Regions from separate parts of the Homo sapiens genome. Here all the other regions are linked to region 3. Evidence: chromatin loops called from intact Hi-C (ENCODE). Cell type or tissue: heart right ventricle. All regions are shown on one strand. Links, peaks and the distances in the headings refer to the core of each region. The heading gives the core; the rest is flanking DNA. Region 1 overlaps PCSK7 (proprotein convertase subtilisin/kexin type 7). Region 2 overlaps PCSK7 (proprotein convertase subtilisin/kexin type 7). Region 3 holds the start of APOA5 (apolipoprotein A5).

Region 1 (6,226 bases), core at 2,871-5,370, 440 kb before region 3:
CAAGAAGTTAGCTACCACCTGGACTTCTAGGACGTTATTACCTACTCTTTCAAGAGGCATTTTGGTAACTGTTTTTTGCTAGGCCTCTGGGGAACAAAATGAAAAGAGGGTGGCACGATAGCACAGGAAGTGGGTTTTTTGGGTGTTATACTGATTTGGCCTCACCGTACCAGTTCTGCTCCAGTCTATGACCGATTTTAGATCTTTGGAAATGACAATTAATGAAGTTTCTTTGGTCCCTGGTCCTGGAGTTTATCTAACCTCAGCTTGTTGCCCTGGGATTGGTGGGACATTATTTCTTCTGTTCTTGGATCCCACAGGTCTGTAGCCTTTGCTGAGTCAACACTACTCACAGTGAAAGTGATGCCTTTTCTCCATTTGCACAACATGAGTGTGACGTGGTTAGCCAGACCAGGAGCTCAACCTCATGTAGAATCCAGGTGGGCACGGGGCCCTGTTATGGGGAATTAGCCTTGAGGACAACTGGACTGAGGAGTCAGCTAGGGAAAGATTTATGTCCCCTCTAAATGTAGGGGTGAAGGGGTTGTCTCTGCTAAAGAACAGTCACGATGCAGCCAGTAGTTTGTGGAAGCGATGTGTGCTTTGAGCCCTGTGGGTGGCAACAGGGGTTGCTCGCAGTGCCTGTGAGCAACTGGACCTCCTGCTGGATTAGCTGGTGTCGTGAGGATTGGCTGTCTTGCTGTGGGAGGCCATCCGCTGGTGTTAGTGCTGGCCCACACTCCACCTGGGGGCTTATCCCTGTTGGTCAGGGATAAATGTGAACAAAAAGAGAAGATCAAATGTTTCACAATTTAAAAGGCATGGCTTAGGGACTTCCAGGGGGAACACATGGATGGCTCAGCATCTCCCTCTCAGATTCCTGCAGTTACCAGCTCTTTGATCTCTTCCATATCCTTTTTCTTTGTCTGCAGTCCACTGCTCTGATGCCGAAGGGGAGGCAGAAAGTGCCACACTTGGATGCCCCCCTGGGCCTGCCCACCTGCCTCTGGCTGGAATTAGCCGGGCTCTTCTTACTGGTTCCCTGGGTCATGGGCCTGGCAGGGACAGGTGGGCCTGATGGCCAGGGCACAGGGGGGCCGAGCTGGGCTGTGCACCTGGAAAGCCTGGAAGGTGACGGGGAGGAAGAGACTCTGGAGCAGCAGGCGGATGCCTTGGCCCAGGCAGCAGGGCTGGTGAATGCTGGACGCATCGGAGAGCTTCAGGGGCACTACCTCTTTGTCCAGCCTGCTGGGCACAGGCCGGCCCTGGAGGTGGAGGCCATCCGGCAGCAGGTGGAGGCTGTGTTGGCTGGGCATGAAGCTGTGCGCTGGCACTCAGAGCAGAGGCTGCTAAGGCGGGCCAAGCGCAGCGTCCACTTCAACGACCCCAAGTACCCGCAGCAATGGCACCTGGTGAGTCCAGTCCTGCAGTTTGCAGTTTCAGGTGGGTAGGTTCCAGTCCAGTTCTTTAATGGGCTTTTGACTATATCACTCTTCAGTCACCTCCATCCTTTGCCTGAGGGACCATTTCCCGGTTCTGTGGTGTTTCCCTAGGCTCTCCCTCCCTTCTACTGTCTTCTAGAGGCCGGTGTTCTACAGTGCTCAGGGCACAGATGGTGCAGCCAGGCTGCCTGGGCTCATGGTCCAGCTCTGCCACTTACTAGCATGTGCATTTGGGCAAGCTGCTTAAACTCTGTGCCTCAGCTTCTCCATCTGTAAAGTGGAGATTGTAATAGTGCCTACCTCATAGAGTTATGGTTAGGGTAAGTGAATGTATACATGTGTAGCACTTAGAACCATGCCTGACACATGGTAAACACTATGACATAAGTGATACGATACTACCATTGGCATAAGAGGTGTATCATCTGGCCCGGTGCGGTGGCTCACGCCTGTAATCCCAGCACTTTGGGAGGCCGAGATGGGCAGATCACGAGGTCAGGAGATCAAGACCATCCTGGCTAACACAGTGAAACCCTGTCTCTACTAAAAATACAAAAAATTAGCCAGGCGTGGTGGCAGGCGCCTGTAGTCGCAGCTACTCGGAAGCCTGAGGCAGGAGAATGGCGTGAATCCGGGAGGCGGAGCTTGCAGTGAGCCGAGATCCTGCCACTGCACTCCACACTCCAGCCTGGGTGACAGAGCAAGACTCCGTCTCAAAAAAAAAAAAAAAAAAAGAAGTGTATCATCCAACCCTTCACCCTAGCTACCATTTTATCCCGAATCCCCCATGACTGATGACAAACTTTCCTAGAATCCAAGGCTGTGGCAGAGCTCTCACCTGCTCCTCCTTGACTCTGTTCCCACCTGACCTATTGGTCTGCAATCTGTCTGGCTCTTTGGTGGAGGCCAAGGGTGAAAAGGGGCTGCTAGCTATAACTTCATCTCCCTCTGGGCTGTGCTATGTGTCACTGTATTCCCATCCTGTCTCTCTTACAGAATAACCGACGGAGCCCGGGCAGGGACATCAACGTGACGGGTGTGTGGGAACGCAATGTGACTGGGCGAGGGGTGACGGTGGTGGTAGTGGATGACGGAGTGGAACACACCATCCAGGACATTGCACCCAACTATGTGAGTGGCCCTGGAACGACACCCCTCACTCCCCACGTCTTACCTCCTTCTTGATGTTGCCTCAGTCTTGTCCCCTTTTCTAGAGGTCTTTGGGCCAAATAAAAGAGCCTGGGAGGTGGGATGGGGTTCATCCTCTTCTTTTCCCTAGCTAGCCAGTCAAGGCACAGCAGGTGGCTCTAACTCTAAGAACAATCCTGCTCTCAGTTCTAGTCCTTTTCTGAGGAGTAAGGAGTGGCCCCTGCAGGCAACTTCCCTCTTGTTGGAAATCCGAGTGCCTTCCTCTCTCTAAAGCGTGGCCTCTAGGGAGCCCTACCTGCCTTTTTTCCAGGTTTCCCAAGCCGTGGAGCTGTAGGCACATTCGCATAATGGGCAAGAGAAGTTTGCTGGGAGCTGTGGCACTTCTCAGTTTTGCCCCAGTGTCCTTTGCTCATATCTTTTAGCCAGTGTGGTTTGCAGATAGAAATGGGCTTATTGGGTCCGGGCGCGGTGGCTCACGCCTGTAATCCCAGCACTTTGGGAAGCCAAGGCGGGCGGATCAGGAGGTCAGGAGTTTGAGACCAGCCTGGCCAAGATGGTGAAACCCCGTCTCTACTAAAAATACAAAAATTAGCCAAGTGTGGTGGCGCTCACCTATAGTCCCAGCCACTCGGGAGGCTGAGGCAGAAGAATCGCTTGAACCTGGGAGGCAGTTGTTGCAGTGAGCTGAGATTGTGGCACTGCACTCCAGCCTGGGCAACAGAGTGAGACTCCATCTCAAAAACAGAAACGATGAGAAATGAGCTTATCGCCCTAGCTTCGATTCCCAAACTCCCATTTCCTTTCTGTCCCTGAACCCCAGGACCTGATCCCCTCTAACCAGTGAATGACCACATGTCACCTCCAAAATATTTCAGAGCCCTGAGGGTAGCTATGACCTCAACTCTAATGACCCTGACCCCATGCCCCACCCGGATGTGGAGAATGGCAACCACCATGGCACGCGATGTGCAGGAGAGATCGCGGCTGTGCCCAACAACAGCTTCTGTGCCGTGGGCGTGGCCTACGGGAGCCGCATCGCAGGTAACTTGTGCCTCCAGCCTAGCCTTGGTAGGCTGCTCCTGTGACCACAGTCTTCATTTCCTGCACCCCTCCCTACTCTGAAACATCTTTATCCCATAGCCCAGCTGACACACATAGCATAGAGCAAGGGTGAGTTTATAATAGGTGTCTGTAGGACATATCAGCTCATTGATTTTTCAGTGCAGTGGTGTTTCAAACATGTTTTTCTATTTATAGTTCCATAAATTACAAAGTGCCTTCTTGTCGGTTTTTCCTCTATGATCCGATACGTCTATGGTGGCAGCCTTTGCATTTCCCAGCTCCCCAGCTCCCCAGCTCCCAGTCCCACTGATGGTCACGGGCTGCTCTCCATCCTTTTGGGGGAGCTGAGCAGCCCTATTCCTCCCTGGAGGTGGTTCTGTGGTTCTTTCACACTCAACGTCTGTCCATCAAGGCAAAAGGTGAAGGGAATGAATGGGGAAGCCCTCACCATAACTCCTTATGTGCTTGGGAACCTACAGACTGAACAGACTATTCCTCTTATACTCCAGCAGAGGGCAGTAGCTCTCCATAAATGAGACCGGAGGAGCCAGAAACCCTGTCCAAGTCCCTTCTCTGAAAGTGCCACAGCACTGCAGCCTGGGCGACAGAGCCAGACTTTGTCTCTCTCTATATATATATTTTTTTGGTGGGGGGACAAGTAATACGTATACATGGTGTAAAAATGCAAAATGGGCTGGGCGTGGGGGCTATGGGGATCACACCTGTAATCCCAGCACTTTGGGAGGCCAAGGCAGGCAGATCACTTGAGGTCAGGAGTTCGAGACCAGCCTGACCAATATGGTGAAACCCCATCTCTACTAAAAATACAAAAATTAGCCGGGTGTGGTGGCATGCGCCTGTAGTCCCAGCTACTTCGAGGCTGAGGCAAGACAATCGCTTGAACCCAGGAGGTGGAGGCTGCAGTGAGCCGAGATCATGCCACTGCACTCCAGTCTGGGTGACAAGTAAGACTTTATCTCAAAAAAAAAAAAAAGCAAAATGTACAAAGAGCATGTAGGGAAAAATAAGTCTCCCACATATGGCTCCCCACCTCCCAGTTCCCCGGCTAGGAGACCAGCATTAGTGAGGAGCTGCTGTGGCCTTCATTGCCTAGGTATCCGGGTACTGGATGGACCTCTCACAGACAGCATGGAGGCAGTGGCGTTCAACAAGCACTATCAGATCAATGACATCTACAGCTGCAGGTGAGGCAGAGCTGCAGATGAGAGGGCAAGAGCCTGGAGCACCTGGGACAAATCCGCCAACAAAATCCCAACCAGTGGGCTGACTTAGGCCGGAGCAGGGGTCTCCTCATTGGGTTCAGCTAATAAGTCCATTGCCTTCATTTCTCTAGATTCCCAGCCACTGGGCACTCAACCTTAAGCCCCCGTCACCCCCGTAATCAGATTGCCACATGAGAAGCCCTGGCCTGTGCACATTTATTTGTTTTCTAAACTCCTAAGGCCTCTGCAAGAAAGCGGGCTTTCTTCTCCATCCACAGGCCAGCTGAATGCCCAACACCAATCCCCCACCCCACGCCAATGCACTGCACCTTCAGGGCATGGCTGTGCTGGACTGGACAAGAAGGAAATGGGGTTGGGGGCCCACATGGCATTGATGGCACCTGTTCCTCCCCCGACATACCTCCCTTAAATCCATGACATCATCCACAGGGTACACTTCCCGATAGAGACAGAATAGAGAACTCCTCAACCTGAGAACCAAGAGCTTCCACAGAAGTTCATGGGCGCTCTGCCTTCTACCCTACGAGTTGGGCCAGGTGCGGTGGCTCACGCCTGTAATCCCAGCACTTTGGGAGGCTGAGGCATGTGGATTGCTTGAGGTCAGGAGTTCAAGACCTGCCTGACCAACATGGTGAAACCCCATCTCTACTAAAAATACAAAAATTAGCCAGGCTTGGTGGTGGGCACCTGTAATCCCAGCTACTCCAGAGGCTGAGGCAGGAGAATCGCTTGAACCTGGGAGGTGGAGGTGGCAGTGAGCCAAAATCGCGCCATTGCACTTCAGCCTGGGCAACAGAGGAAGACGCCGTTTCAGGAGAAAAAAAAAAAAAAAAAAAGGTCTACATGTCTCTGATCCCTAGATCAGGAGATGAGTGACCTCTGTCCCTCTCTGCCACTATGGGCTATGGGGACATTCACAAGGAAAAGAAGAGCCTTAGCACACTTCTGTTTTCCACTTTGGAGAGGGGATGGACCTTTGAACCCTGTGCCTTTTAATCACGGAAGCCTTTAAGTGGAACCCTTGGGAGGAGTTAAGAGCTGCAGGTCAAAGGGCAGCCAGCTGAGACTGGGAGGCGCTGGGTGGGTAGCCGCAGCCTGGCTCTGGCTGTCCCCTCTAGGTATTTATTTCTCAACAGCTGGGGACCAGATGACGATGGGAAGACAGTGGATGGCCCCCATCAGCTTGGAAAGGTAACTGGCCTGCACAAAGACTCTGAGAAACGGGATGCCCTCTTCATACAGTCCCGGGAGAACTGCTGCAAGTTGACCCATCTTCCCACTCCACCTCCACGCTCAGTCTCCTTTCAGGAAGAGAACACCTAACGTCGG
Region 2 (4,059 bases), core at 1,395-3,894, 430 kb before region 3:
TGTTCAGAAGAGGATCAGGACTGCTCTGAGGGACGTGGGCCGCTCAGATCATGTTTCAAACTCAGGACAGCCCCCCAGGATGGTAACTCCAAGATAACTGACATTAGCAAGCCCCTGCCACAGGACCCCCTCTGCATCTCAGCTCTAATCTCCCTCCTCTGTCCCTAGGAGCTGTGGATGAGGAGGGACGCATGCCTTTCTATGCAGAAGAATGTGCCTCCATGCTGGCAGTCACCTTCAGTGGTGGGGACAAGATGCTTCGGAGCATTGTGAGTGCCTCCCGGGCCCTCCACGGCCTGCCCCTTTCCCACAAGACTTCACGTCTCAGACATCACAGCGCTTCTCACTGTTCCCTGCTTCCCCGCCCCAACACTCAGGCTCCTCTTCCCCCACAGAGCTGGATGTCTTAAGGCATGCCACCCTTGGAGTAGTAGACTCGGGGACTCTGAATACATCTTGGGAATGCTTTTATCTTAGAAATTTGGATTTAGGACGAATATACATATTTTTAGAAACTAAGTGTCACATGGGGCCAAACATGGTGGCTCACTCCTGTAATCCCAGCACTTTGGGAGGCCAAGGCGGATGGATCACTTGAGGTCAGGAGTTCAAGACCAGCCTGGCCAACATGGTGAAACCCTGTCTCTACTAAAAATACAAAAATTAGCCTGGTGTGGTGGCGGGCATCTGTAATCCCAGCTACTTGGGAGGCTGAGGCAGGAGAATCGCTTGAAACAAGGAGGCGGAGGTTACAGTGAGCCAAGATTGCACCACTGTACTCCAGCCTGGGTGACAGAACAAGACTCCTTCTCAAAAAAAAAAAAGAAACTAAGTGTCACATGGATTAAACAACTTTTTCACACTCAAGGAAATGCACAAACAACTTCTTTGCAGTGTCTTCCTTTGGTAAAATTTGGGCTTTTGCTAATTTCTGTGGACTTAAAAAAAACTCCTAATTCCATTGCCCTTCAGCTCTTAGGTAAATACTGTGAGTTCTGGTCATGTGCATCTTCAGGAGGAAAGCTAGTCTGGTTGTCGTTTTTATGGGATGAGTGGGAAGAGGAGTGGGGGAATGTCTCATGTCAACACCAGAGAGAGCTCTTTCTCTGGAGCTATAATTGGAGCCATAGCAAATGAAATTCGAGCAGGGTCATGGAGCTTCTCTAACCTGTGGAACCCATTTAAAGAATTTGAAGACGATCGCCTACACCCAGCTGGGCTTAGCGCCATCCCAGCAGGTTTAAGGCAGGCCTCTAGACCATCTTCCTAGAGCTCCCTGCCTGTCCCTGTTGCCCGCAACCATATAGTGTGGGCATAGGAGGCTCTAGGCAGGAGCTGGGCTGGAGCCAGGTGGTATCAAATTTCTCCAGTGGCTGAGTCGGGAGATCTCTCTGGGGCCATTGGGAATTAGGCTGCTTTGTCTTCCTGCTGGGTCAAATTTATTTTCCAAAACTAAAATTTTGTTATGCCAATAAATGACTTCTGGTCAACACAATGTTCCAAGGCTCTGTGCCAGTTGACCCCTACTACCCCCTCCTCCCAGCCCCAGGGAGAAGAGAAAAGGGAGTGGACTAAAGTAGAGAGGGAAGAGAGGCTGGGCTGTGTGCACAGAGGGCACCCACTGCAGGCCAGGCTGGGTTAGGAGGAAGAACAGGAACATACCAAACTCCACCCTCTAGCAGAACTCTAGGGAACCCAGCTCGCCCTGCCCAGGCCAGGGACCTAAGAAGGTTCTACAACATAATTGTCACTCTTGCTCTGCTGTACCTGGCCTTTCTCATTTTAACTCACCTCAGCTTCTCACCCTCACCACCCTCTTCCATCTGAACTGTAATTTGCCCAGAAATGAAGAGAGAGTGTGTTTAGCAGAGTTCCCATCTTTGGAATGTCCTTGCTATGGAAACTTCTTGTTGCCAGTTTCTAGTCAATGACCAGGGCAGCTGGGTAGAGCTGTCTTTCTGAGGGCAGAGGCTGGGGGCATATGCTTCCCACCATTTGGCTCCCTGGGGAAGCAAAGCTTCTCTGGACTTTTCAATGCCTGCCTGTGGCTCCTGCCACCATAGACAAGTTCGTGGGCTTCACAGCCACACTTCAGACTATCACTGCAAGGCTGTTTCCTTAACAGGAAAAAAAATCAACCCGCTCCCTTGCATAAACCAGGCTCCCACTCTCATTGAGACAACCACTTGGAGAGTGCTTTTCCCTTTTTTTTCTGGGAGTGCGCCATGGCTGGGTGAAAATTACATCTCTTGGCAGCTGCTCTAACAGCTGGGAGGGAAGCAGTGAGTACAGTGGAGAAAGGGCAGCTCTTGGCAGAAGTCGCCACCCTGGTATCTGACCCAGAAGAGAAGTTTGGAAGAAAGAAATTCTCCGGTGTTAGCACTGACACCATGGGCCAACGATCCAAGTGCCATAGAGTGGAGCAGATTTAGGCAGGGCCCGCCTCAGCTAAACCCTCTGAGTCTCCAGGGGTGATGACAGCCCCAAAAGAGCTCGATGCCAGGCAGTCACTGCCTCCCCTTGCCCCATTCTCGCTCCCCACCTCAGAACCACACAGAGAGAAGGGGTTTCATGGCATCTGGCCCAGAGCAGTGAGGCAGCTTGTCCTGTTGAGAGCTGTAGAGCCGGGCAGGCGGGCCTTATAGACACTGAGTCCATGCAGGGCTCGGGGGTGGGCAAGGACACAGTCCTCTCTTGCTGGAACACACTCCCTGTGTTCACGCCGACATCATTCCAGCCCCTGTCGCGGAGCTGCCAAATTGGATTTCCTTGAATAGTGCCGTCAGTGTTGTCCCAGCTCCAGCTGGGCCCAGTAGCTCCCCTGGCCACTTCCTCTGTCTAGCTTGGTTGTGGGGGTTGAAGGGTTTGGAGTTGGGAGTTGGGATAGAGAATTTAGGAATGGGAGCAAGAATATTAGGAGCAAAAATCGGGAGGCCCCCCCATGGTGGCTCATGCCTGTTAATCCCGACACTTTGGGAGGCCAAGGCAGGAAGATTGCTTGAGGCCAAGAGTTCGAGACCAGCCTGGGCAACATAGTGAGATGCTGTCTCTACAAAAAATAAGAATATTAGTGTGGTGCAGTGGTACACGCCTGTAGTCCCAGCTACATGGGAAGCTGAAGCAGGAGGATCGCTGGAACCCAGGAGTTCGAGGCTGTGGTGAGCTATGATCTTACCACTGCACTCCAGCCTAGGCGACAAGGAAAAATAAGAAAAAAGAAAAGAGTTGGGAAACCCTTATCTGCACTGGATGGGAGCCCTTTCCTATCTCTGCCTCCTTTTGCCAACAACCACACCCTCAAAAGTAACTTTTATTATCTTTGTCTCTGTTCTCCAGATATTCTGTTAGGAGGCCAGGAGGGTTAGGGTTTCCTTTGCCCTGCCCTGCTATTGGGTCCTTCTCTGGTCAAAGATTCAGCTCTAACAAAGGAAGGGTCCACCTGTGAGACCTGTTCTGAGGACCAGCCCTGTACCTTTCCCCCATAACAACTTTGAACTCAGTCTCTAGCTTCTTTTTTAAAAAATATTCTTTTTTTATTTTTTAAAGATGGGTTCTCACTCAGCCACCTAGGCTGGAGTGCAGTGGCACAGTCATAACTCCTGTGCTCAAGCAATCCTCCTGCCTGGGCCTCCCAGGTAGCCGGGACTATAGGTGCACACCACTGTCCCCAGCTTGAACTCAGTCTCTAACCTACTTCCTTTTCCTGTTTCACTTCCAGGTGACCACTGACTGGGACCTTCAGAAGGGCACTGGCTGCACTGAGGGCCACACAGGGACCTCAGCTGCAGCGCCTCTGGCAGCTGGCATGATAGCCTTAATGCTGCAGGTGCGGCCCTGCCTCACGTGGCGTGACGTCCAGCACATCATTGTCTTCACAGCCACCCGGGTGAGATACCAGCAGGTAGACAAGTGGCCTGGCCCAGCCTGCTCCAGAGTTCGGGTATCAGGTGGCCTTAGATTCTCAATGTCCCAAATGTTAGATACTAAGTCTCTTTCAGAGTCCCTTTCAGAGTTGCATATGTAAAGAACAGGTGTGGGGACCCCACAAAGACCACAGGC
Region 3 (10,324 bases), core at 7,005-9,504:
AGGTTCAGTCAGAAAAACAAAAGCCATTCCACGTATTTCAAGTATGAAAGGCTTTAAAACAAAAAATTAAAGGTTTATCCAACTCTTGGAAGGGCTGGAGGAGTGACCACCTTGGTTTGCAGTTCAGAAGGAGTGACTCTCAAACGCTCATTAGTAAGTGGCTACAAATGGGAAGCTCGCCTTATTATGCCTGCAATATCAATGCATGTGATTCCTGGGAAGGTCACCCAGAAGCTGCTTTAAACTCCAAGCCTGTCCATGCTTCTGTCTGCAACCGGCATTGAAACATAATGGCCTCTCCTCTTCCGTCTCACGCTGGCTGACTCTAACCTAGGCTCATATAGAGAAGGGATTCTAGAAAATGTATTAATAGTTCCAAGTGTCCCCTCTGCATCTCATAAAAGACCTTAGAAAGGGCACTGATAATGCTATTTGCAAAAAGACAATCCAGCGCAGTTGTATTTTACAGCACAGGCTCTTTAAGTTTGGGTTATCAGCAAAAAACCATTAGAGTATGAGAAATTCCTTTTTAAATTGTGGCAAAATATACATAACATAAAAATTACCATTGTAGCTATTGTACATTGTAGCTAAGTATATAGCCCAGTAGCACTAAATACATTTACACTGTTGTGCACCACTATCTAGCTCCAGAAACTTTTAATCTTCCCAAACAGAAACTTGTACCTATTAACCAATACCTTCTCCTTCCTCACTTCTCCTAGAAACCAGAATTATACTTTCTGTCTCTACAAATCTGACTATTCTGGATACCTCAGAATCACAGTATGTGTCGTTCTACGACTGGCTTGTTTCACTTAGCATCATGTCTTCAAGGGTCATCCACGTTATAGCATGTGTCAGATTTCCTTTTCTTTTCTTTTCTTTTTTTTTTTTTTTGAGACACAGTCTCGCTCTGTCACCCAGGCTGGAGGGCAGTAGCACAATCTCAGTTCACTGCAGCCTCTGCCTTCCAGGTTCAAGCAATTCTCGTGCCTCAGCCTCCCAAGTAGCTGGAATGACAGGCATGCACCACCACACCTGGCTAATTTTTGTATTTTTAGTAGAGACGGGGTTTTACCATATTGGCCAGGCTGGTCTTGCACTTCCGGCCTCAAGTGATCTGCCCGTCTCGGCCTCCCAAAGTGCTGGGATTACAGGCGTGAGCCACTATGCCTGGCCCCCGATTGTCATTATTTAAGGCTAAGTGATATTTTGTTGTCTGTATATACCACATTTTGTTTATTCATTCATCTGTCAATGGACATTTGGGTTGTTTCCACCCCCTGGTTATTGTGGATAATACTACTAGGAACACGAGCATACAAATATCTGCTCCAGTCCCTGCTTTTATCTTTTGGATATATGCCCAGAGGTGGAATTGCTGGGTCATAAGGTAATTCTAGATTAAATTTTTTGAGGGACTGCCGTATTGTTCTCCACCATAGCTGCACCATTTTACCTTTCCAGCAGCAGCGTACAAGCGGTCCAGCTTCTCCACATCTTCACCCACACTTGCTATTTTTGGCTTTTATTTTATTTTTTAAAATAACATTCTAATGGGTGTTAAGTGGTCAGAAATGGTTCTTTTAGGAGTAGAGATAGAGGCCAGGGGGATGGCTCACACCTGTAATCCCAGCACTTTGGGAGGCCTAGGTGGGCGGATCACTTGGGGTCAGGAGTTTGAGATCAGCCTGGCCAACATGGTGAAACTCCATCTCTATTAAAAATACAAAAATTCGCTGGGTGTGGTGGTGTGCACTCCCAGCTACTTGGGAGGCTGAGGGAAGAGAATCGCTTGAACCCGGGAGGCGGTAGTTGCAGTGAGCCGAGATCACACCACTGTATGGCCTGGTGACAGAGCAAGGCTCTGTCTCAAAAAAAAAAAAAAAAAAAAAAGAGTAGAGATAGAAAAGCATTGAAAACACAGCCTCAGCTCAGCTCAGTCTGCCATGGTGGGAAGCCATTAATTCTTCACTCTTGAAACCTTTTCGTCCTTGGTGTGGCAGAGGCTGCAAGTCTCCTCTGCAACTTTATTCTTCCCTTCTTTCTCAGTTATAAAATCCCTGATTTTAGAAATATCTTTATTGAGATATAATTCACATACCATAACATTCACTACAATTGAATGGTTTTTAGTATATTCACAGATTTGTACAACTATCACCACAAACTAAGTTTAGAACTTTTTTCATCATCCCACAAAGAAACCCCACACCCATTAGCAGTTATTCACTATTTCTCCCCAATCAACCTCCCCTCCCCTCAATAGCCCTAGGCAGCCACCAGTCTACTTTCTGTCTCTACCTATTTGTCTTTTCTGGACATTTTATACAAATGAGATTTTACAACATGTAGTCTTTTGTGACTGGCTTTTTTCCCCTAGCATAATGTTTTCCAGGTTCATCTGTGGTGTAGCAGGTATCAGTACTTCAACCCTTTTTATTGCCAAATAATATTCCACTATATGGATAGGTAACATTTTGTTTATCCATTCATCAATTGATGGACATTTGGGTTGTTTCCATTTTCTTGACTGTTATGAATAATGTTGCCATGAACATTAATGCACAAGTTTTTGTGCAGATGTGTATTTTCATGTGTCTTGGTTTTATACCTAGGAGTAGAATTGCTGAGTCATAGGAGAACTCCTCCATGTTTAACCATTAATGAACTGCCGAACTGTTTTCCAAAGAAATTGCACCATTGTACAATCCCACCAGCAATGTATGAGGGTAGAATCCCTGATTTTTAACTGATCATTGAGCTCAGGCCCATTCAAAACAAAGATGACATTTCCTAACCTTCCTTACAAGTAGTTCTGACCAGTGAGATGGGAGAAGAAGTTAGGTTTTGTCCTTAAAAGAAAGGAGAGTGGCTGGGTGCAGTGGCTCACGCCTGTAATCCCAGCACTTTGGGAGGCCGAGGTGGGCGGATCACCTGAGGCCGGGAGTTCAAGACTAGCCTGACCAACATGGAGAAACCTCGTCTCTACTAAAAATACAAAATTAGCTGGGCGTTGTGGCGCATGCCTGTAATCCCAGCTACTCAGGAGGCTGAGGCAGGAGAATCGCTTGAACCTGGGAGGTGGAGGTTGTGATGAGCCGAGATTGTGCCATCGCACTCTAGCCTGGGCAAGAAGAGCGAAACTCCATCTCAAAAAAAAAAAGAAAGAAAGGAGAGTACATTCTACACTCTCCTCTCCTCCACCCTGCCCCCTTTCCAGTGGCTGGATGTGGACATGGTGGTAAGCTATCTTAGATCATGTGGACAAGGGAAACACATAGGGATATTAGAACCTCCAGACAGAAGGAACTTAGGACCCTGGACAGCTTTGTGGAGCAGTGCTCCCATACCAGCGTGAAGTTTTGTATGGGAGAAAACATACATTTCCAGCTTTTGTAAGCCACTGTTATTTTGGGTCTCTCTCAGAGCAGCCAAATATATAATTTAACTAATATATTTTCTTTCTGTGATTCTTCTTTATTTTGATTATACTTCTACTTCTCTGCCCCTCTTTTAGGTGGGAGGTGCTGCTCCAAGCACTAACTCAGAATATAGACCCTCTCCCTCTTGTAATAGTGCCAGCTTGGAGTTCTTTGCTTCCACTGTAGGGGAAGGAAGGAAAAAATATGGAGAACTCACATCCACTCTTCATTGTCCTCAAACAGAAGTAACCCATTTTGTTCTGCTCACAGCCCATTGGCCAGAACTAACTGTATGGCCCCAATCTAATTGCAAAGGAGTCTGGGAAGTACAGCACAGCACATGGATCTTTGGAAAGCGTTAATTTTCTCTGCCAAAGGCTTCTTTTGTTGTTGTTGTTGTTTGAAATGGAGTCCCGCTCCGTCACCCGGGCTGGAGTGCAGTGGCCCTATCTCAGCTCACTGCAACCTCCACCTCCCAGGTTCAAGCACTCCTCCAGCCTTGGCCTCCCAAGTAGCTAGGATTACAGGCGTGTGCCATCATACCTGGCTATTTTTTTTGTATTTTTAGTAGAGACAGGGTTTTACCGTGTTGGCCAGGCTGGTCTCAAACTCTTGGCTTCAAGTGATCCGCCTGCTTCGGTCTCCCAAAGTGTTGGGATTACAGGCGTGAGCCACTGTACCCGGCCAATACTGGTGTTTTCTGACCTCAGCGTTTTTCTTTTCTCCTGCCATGTACTCTCCCTAGAGATTTCATCTACTCCCAAGTCTTCCACTGCTCCTATCTGCTGATGACTCCCAAAACTCAGTCTCCAGCCGAGACTTCTCTCCTGGGCTTGAGACATATGTATCCAACTGCCAGAACATCTCCAGTGGACAGCCTTTGGGCACAAGGCCACACTAGCTTGTGGGTACAAGTAATCACCCAAAGTCAATTTCAGTGGCTCTCCACTCCCACATTTTTTCAACCCCTGGAAATGTTCCCTTCCCAAATACTCTGAGTCTCTCTTCTCTTTTCATGACTGTGGTTTTGTGACTGGATGGTAGCTCCTGTTGCTTTTTTTCCTTTCAAATGAATTTTCTCTTAGGAGGCTTCTTAGCCATTAAGCAAATAGACCTCAACTGGGCTTGCCCTATGCCTATCTGAAACCCAGCTTAGGTTCGAGTTAGGACTCCTGTTAATCTGAGCTCTCACTTCCTGTCCCAACCTGCTTATTTTTTTTGGTGAAAGAAAATATCATCCCCCTAGTTGCTCAGAAACCTGGGAATCATTGGGATTTTTTCCTCTCCTTCACCTTCCTCATCCAATCAGTCACCAAGTGCTATCAACTCTGCTGCCTTAGTAGCCCTCAATATATACTTACCTATCAACCATCACTGCTATGCCATACTTCAGGCCTTCATTTCTCACTTGGATTATTAAAATATCCCTAAATAGTTCCTCTGCCTTCTCTCTGGCCACCCTCCTGAGTGATCTCTCCATCATGTACCTTTCAGTGACTGCTTGCACAAGCCCCTTTGTGACTTGGTCATAGTCTGCTCTCTTGAACCACCAGAGCCAAGCACCTGGGTTCTGATTCTGGTTGCAACTCTTACTGCGTGATGATGGACAGGCCACTTGATCTCCTCAAACCTCAGTTCCTAAATCAAATGAATGATTGAATTCAGTCACTTAACTTTGTATGTAGTAGGTAGGCACTGTGCAAAACATACTAGTGGATATAGAGATGAATAAGAAAAAGCCCCTGCACTCAAAGAGCTCTCGGATTCATCAACAAATTATTGTGCAGTTAGATAGTAAGTGCTATAATCCAGGAATATACAGTGTTGTGTGAATAATGTGGAATCAGTTTATCTCCAGAGCAGAAAAAGGTGAAGGCCGAAGAAGGCATTCAGAGTGATACTGGAGCTGTGTAGCAGGGGCTACTACTGTTCCCTCAAATCCTTTCTTCTCTTCTTCCTGAGTAATAGAGTCCTTTTTCAGCTAGGCATACAGCCATCCAAAATAAAAACTATATTTCCCAGCCTCCTTTTCAGCTAAGTGTAGCCATGTGACTAAGTTGTGGCCAATGGGATGTCAGTACAAGTGGTAATGGCAATATCTGGGATGTGTCTTTAAAAGGAAGGAACATGTCCTTCTCCTTTTCCTCCTTCCTGTTCCCTGGGAGGTGAACTTGGTAGCTGGAGGTGAAGCAGCTGGAACTTGGATATGAGCGTCTTGTTGATGATAATAGTGCAACAAGATAAAAGCAGCCCGAGCTGGCCTACATTTACATGAGAAGGAAATAAGACTCCATTTTGTTTAAGCTATTCTCTTGCATATATATATACACATATATATCAGCTAAGTGTAGCCATGTGACTAACTTGTGGCCAATGGGATGTCAGTATGAGTGGTAAGAGCAGTATCTTGTATATATATATGTGTATATATACACACACACATATATATACATATATGTATGCAAGAATATAAAATATACATGTGTGTGTGTATATATATACACACATATATATGTCCCTTGCAGCCAAGTCTAATTCTAACTAATACAAACTAACTCTAAAAAATGAATATATATTCACCAGGGGATAGGCTATTTCAAGCAGAGGGAAGCCTGTATAAAGGCTCAGGGAATGCCGTGGTTTTATGTGGCAGCAGATGAGACTGGAAATGAGTCAGGATGAGCCACAGTGGAGGATGAATTAAATGGGCAGGAGTGTGGTAGAAAGACCTGTTGGAGGCTATGAATGCAATCAAGGTGACAGACAACTGGTGCAATGATGGTAGTGGAAATGGAGGAGAGGGGATTGATTCAAGATGCATTTAGGACCAAGAATCGGGAGCTTGTGAACGTGTGTATGAGTACTGTAGACGGAGTGGGTGTGTCATCAGAGAAGATCTGAGCATTTGGGCTTGCTCTCCTCAGAGGCCCTGCGAGTGGAGTTCAGCTTTTCCTCATGGGGCAAATCTCACTTTCGCTCCAGTTCCTGGGGCTCAGAGTCCCTGGCCCAGATGCCTCTTGCCATCTCATCTTCACCCTGCCTGGCTTCCCTTGCTTGTTCCAGGATTGTTTCATAAAGAGGGATGTGGTTGGTCTTTAACCCTATGAATGCTGGCTGAGGATGCCTGCGGAACCTGTAGTGAAGCTTTCAGGGGCTGCTCGGGTTCTGGCTGGTAGGTGAACACTGTCCATCTTGCCGGCTGGGACACAGTGACTCTGGGTAGTTGTGTAAGAGAGGGGCCCTTGGCAGACAAACAGGTTCTTCTCTGTTGGTGGGCCAGCCAGCAGGTCAGTGGGAAGGTTAAAGGTCATGGGGTTTGGGAGAAACTGGGTGAGGAGTTCAGCCCCATCCCCCGTAAAGCTCCTGGGAAGCACTTCTCTACTGGGGCAGCCCCTGATACCAGGGCACTCATTAACCCTCTGGGTGCCAGGGAAAGGGCAGGAGGTGAGTGCTGGGAGGCAGCTGAGGTCAACTTCTTTTGAACTTCCACGTGGTATTTACTCAGAGCAATTGGTGCCAGAGGCTCAGGGCCCTGGAGTATAAAGCAGAATGTCTGCTCTCTGTGCCCAGACGTGAGCAGGTGAGCAGCTGGGGCAGAGGGATGGGGGTCACAGTCCTAAGGGAGGGCATTGCAGGTGGCCTCAGGGGAGAGCCTGGGGTGGCCCCTAAGACGTCCTCTTGGAACATTTTGGCAGAGTTGCCTCTTCGCCCTCATTATGGCTCAGTTTTTCCACCATGAAATGGGAGGGAGGGAGACAGGTGGGCAGGGGAGAGGTGGTAGAAGTGGCCTAGAGAACTGTTCCTGGGGTCTGGGACCTTTGCGAAGGGGTTAGAGCACCACGCTCCCTGCTATGTGACTGAGGTAGCAAGAGCACGCCCTCTTCCCATGTCTGAGGAAGACACCCTAGCCTCCTTGACTCACCTAGGTCAGTCCTCTTGAGCCCCAACAGCTCTGTGCTCCCCAGCCCAAGGAAGGGGTAACAGGATTTCGGGCAGTTGCCCCTGCAGAGGCCCCCTGGGCAAGTCCCCTGCGCCATGTCCCTTCGTCTCCTTCTTCCCCTAACCAGGCCTCCCTCCACCTGTCTTCTCAGAGCAGGTAATGGCAAGCATGGCTGCCGTGCTCACCTGGGCTCTGGCTCTTCTTTCAGGTGGGTCTCCGACCCTGACTTCAACGTGGGGGTGTGGGTGGAGGCTGGCCAGAGGGCCCTGTCCACCCTGGGGGAGGAGAGCCCAGGCCCTGATTACCTAGTCCCTCTCCACAGCGTTTTCGGCCACCCAGGCACGGAAAGGCTTCTGGGACTACTTCAGCCAGACCAGCGGGGACAAAGGCAGGGTGGAGCAGATCCATCAGCAGAAGATGGCTCGCGAGCCCGCGTGAGTGCCCAGGGGAAGGGGTGTAGGCGAAGGGAGGAGACAGCTGGGCCATGCCATGATGACCTGCCTCTGCTGCCTCAACCTCTGTGGCCGCTGCTGGGACAGAGGAAAGGAGCGGTGCTAGCTCTGTCTGCAGATCCCGGCCATCCTGGGCTCTTTAGCGCCCTCTGCCTGCAGCCCCCGCCTTGACAACTCCGTAGCTGTTGCCCCCTTGCTCACTGAGGCGCGGGACCTGGGATCAATCGGGAGGACGCCCGCTGCAGTCCCCAGAATCAAAGGATGATGTGGCGCATCTATGTTTCTTTGGAGAGTGTTGTAGGTCTGGATTTGTATGGGCAATGTGTTTGTGCTTCGTGCGTGAGTTGTTACTGGCCAGGGCTAGGACAAGAGCCCTCGACCCTGGGGCCAACGCCCTGCGTCCTTGGTTCCCCCAGAGGATCAGTGCGCGATGACTTGGGGACAAAGGAGATGATGGAGGCTAGCAGTCTGACGGCCTGGATATCTGTCCCCTTCTCCAGGACCCTGAAAGACAGCCTTGAGCAAGACCTCAACAATATGAACAAGTTCCTGGAAAAGCTGAGGCCTCTGAGTGGGAGCGAGGCTCCTCGGCTCCCACAGGACCCGGTGGGCATGCGGCGGCAGCTGCAGGAGGAGTTGGAGGAGGTGAAGGCTCGCCTCCAGCCCTACATGGCAGAGGCGCACGAGCTGGTGGGCTGGAATTTGGAGGGCTTGCGGCAGCAACTGAAGCCCTACACGATGGATCTGATGGAGCAGGTGGCCCTGCGCGTGCAGGAGCTGCAGGAGCAGTTGCGCGTGGTGGGGGAAGACACCAAGGCCCAGTTGCTGGGGGGCGTGGACGAGGCTTGGGCTTTGCTGCAGGGACTGCAGAGCCGCGTGGTGCACCACACCGGCCGCTTCAAAGAGCTCTTCCACCCATACGCCGAGAGCCTGGTGAGCGGCATCGGGCGCCACGTGCAGGAGCTGCACCGCAGTGTGGCTCCGCACGCCCCCGCCAGCCCCGCGCGCCTCAGTCGCTGCGTGCAGGTGCTCTCCCGGAAGCTCACGCTCAAGGCCAAGGCCCTGCACGCACGCATCCAGCAGAACCTGGACCAGCTGCGCGAAGAGCTCAGCAGAGCCTTTGCAGGCACTGGGACTGAGGAAGGGGCCGGCCCGGACCCCCAGATGCTCTCCGAGGAGGTGCGCCAGCGACTTCAGGCTTTCCGCCAGGACACCTACCTGCAGATAGCTGCCTTCACTCGCGCCATCGACCAGGAGACTGAGGAGGTCCAGCAGCAGCTGGCGCCACCTCCACCAGGCCACAGTGCCTTCGCCCCAGAGTTTCAACAAACAGACAGTGGCAAGGTTCTGAGCAAGCTGCAGGCCCGTCTGGATGACCTGTGGGAAGACATCACTCACAGCCTTCATGACCAGGGCCACAGCCATCTGGGGGACCCCTGAGGATCTACCTGCCCAGGCCCATTCCCAGCTCCTTGTCTGGGGAGCCTTGGCTCTGAGCCTCTAGCATGGTTCAGTCCTTGAAAGTGGCCTGTTGGGTGGAGGGTGGAAGGTCCTGTGCAGGACAGGGAGGCCACCAAAGGGGCTGCTGTCTCCTGCACATCCAGCCTCCTGCGACTCCCCAATCTGGATGCATTACATTCACCAGGCTTTGCAAACCCAGCCTCCCAGTGCTCATTTGGGAATGCTCATGAGTTACTCCATTCAAGGGTGAGGGAGTAGGGAGGGAGAGGCACCATGCATGTGGGTGATTATCTGCAAGCCTGTTTGCCGTGATGCTGGAAGCCTGTGCCACTACATCCTGGAGTTTGGCTCTAGTCACTTCTGGCTGCCTGGTGGCCACTGCTACAGCTGGTCCACAGAGAGGAGCACTTGTCTCCCCAGGGCTGCCATGGCAGCTATCAGGGGAATAGAAGGGAGAAAGAGAATATCATGGGGAGAACATGTGATGGTGTGTGAATATCCCTGCTGGCTCTGATGCTGGTGGGTACGAAAGGTGTGGGCTGTGATAGGAGAGGGCAGAGCCCATGTTTCCTGACATAGCTCTACACCTAAATAAGGGACTGAACCCTCCCAACTGTGGGAGCTCCTTAAACCCTCTGGGGAGCATACTGTGTGCTCTCCCCATCTCCAGCCCCTCCCTCTGGGTTCCCAAGTTGAAGCCTAGACTTCTGGCTCAAATGAAATAGATGTTTATGATAGAAGTTTGCCTGGCGTGACTCTCATTTGGACCATGTCTGAAAGCAGTGGCCTCACCACTATCCCCAAAGCACACCCATCACCCACTCCATTCCCTTGCTGCTCTTTCTCATCCACCCACTCCCAGTCCAGGTCTGTCAAAGGGGGTCTGGCTGGGCTCTGCTTCAGGGATCCTGGCTAGACAACGGCTGTCTGTCACACCTGGCAGGAGGGCCTGGGTTACGGGCCCTTCCTCTGCACCTGCACTGTTCACTAGCCTGCTCCCCCACAGGACACTGTGCATGGAATGCAGGCTGTGTCTGGAAGAG

The links. A loop is a pair of places that touch in the nucleus more often than their neighbours do. Peaks named below come from ENCODE experiments on the same cell type or tissue, not always from the same donor. Only the 100,000 strongest peaks of a DNase experiment are listed, where the experiment ranks them.
Region 1: a loop joins it to region 3, with 9 times the contacts of the local background. A loop is called at or near these places in 72 of 110 quality-filtered maps.
Region 2: it touches region 3 in a loop (4-fold over the local background); 58 of 110 quality-filtered maps call a loop at or near these places.

What each region holds. Positions count from the first base shown.
Region 1 is chr11:117,224,563-117,230,788 of GRCh38, reverse strand. It overlaps PCSK7 (proprotein convertase subtilisin/kexin type 7), which reads left to right. Exons shown (of 17, transcript NM_004716.4): 2 at 321-440; 3 at 933-1,412; 4 at 2,439-2,573; 5 at 3,467-3,632; 6 at 4,768-4,858; 7 at 6,034-6,088. The coding sequence starts at 945. Among named protein-coding and RNA genes, the nearest start is that of PCSK7, 4.4 kb to the left of the region's middle. RefSeq lists an enhancer at 1-27. In heart right ventricle, for the core only: a CTCF peak has its summit at 4,166 (motif pointing right); a DNase peak (open chromatin) is centred at 4,218.
Region 2 is chr11:117,219,418-117,223,476 of GRCh38, reverse strand. PCSK7 (proprotein convertase subtilisin/kexin type 7) reads left to right here. Exons shown (of 17, transcript NM_004716.4): 9 at 169-269; 10 at 3,719-3,886. Among named protein-coding and RNA genes, the nearest start is that of PCSK7, 11 kb to the left of the region's middle. RefSeq lists an enhancer at 3,815-4,059. In heart right ventricle, for the core only: no CTCF peak of the experiment used is centred there; DNase peaks (open chromatin) are centred at 1,456, 2,326 and 2,716; H3K4me3 peaks cover 997 bases; H3K27ac peaks cover 2,500 bases.
Region 3 is chr11:116,789,064-116,799,387 of GRCh38, reverse strand. It overlaps APOA5 (apolipoprotein A5), which reads left to right and starts at 7,509. Exons shown (of 3, transcript NM_001371904.1): 1 at 7,509-7,576; 2 at 7,691-7,802; 3 at 8,321-10,021. The coding sequence starts at 7,528. The coding sequence ends at 9,260. In heart right ventricle, for the core only: CTCF peaks have their summits at 7,772 and 7,979; a DNase peak (open chromatin) is centred at 7,967; H3K4me3 peaks cover 641 bases.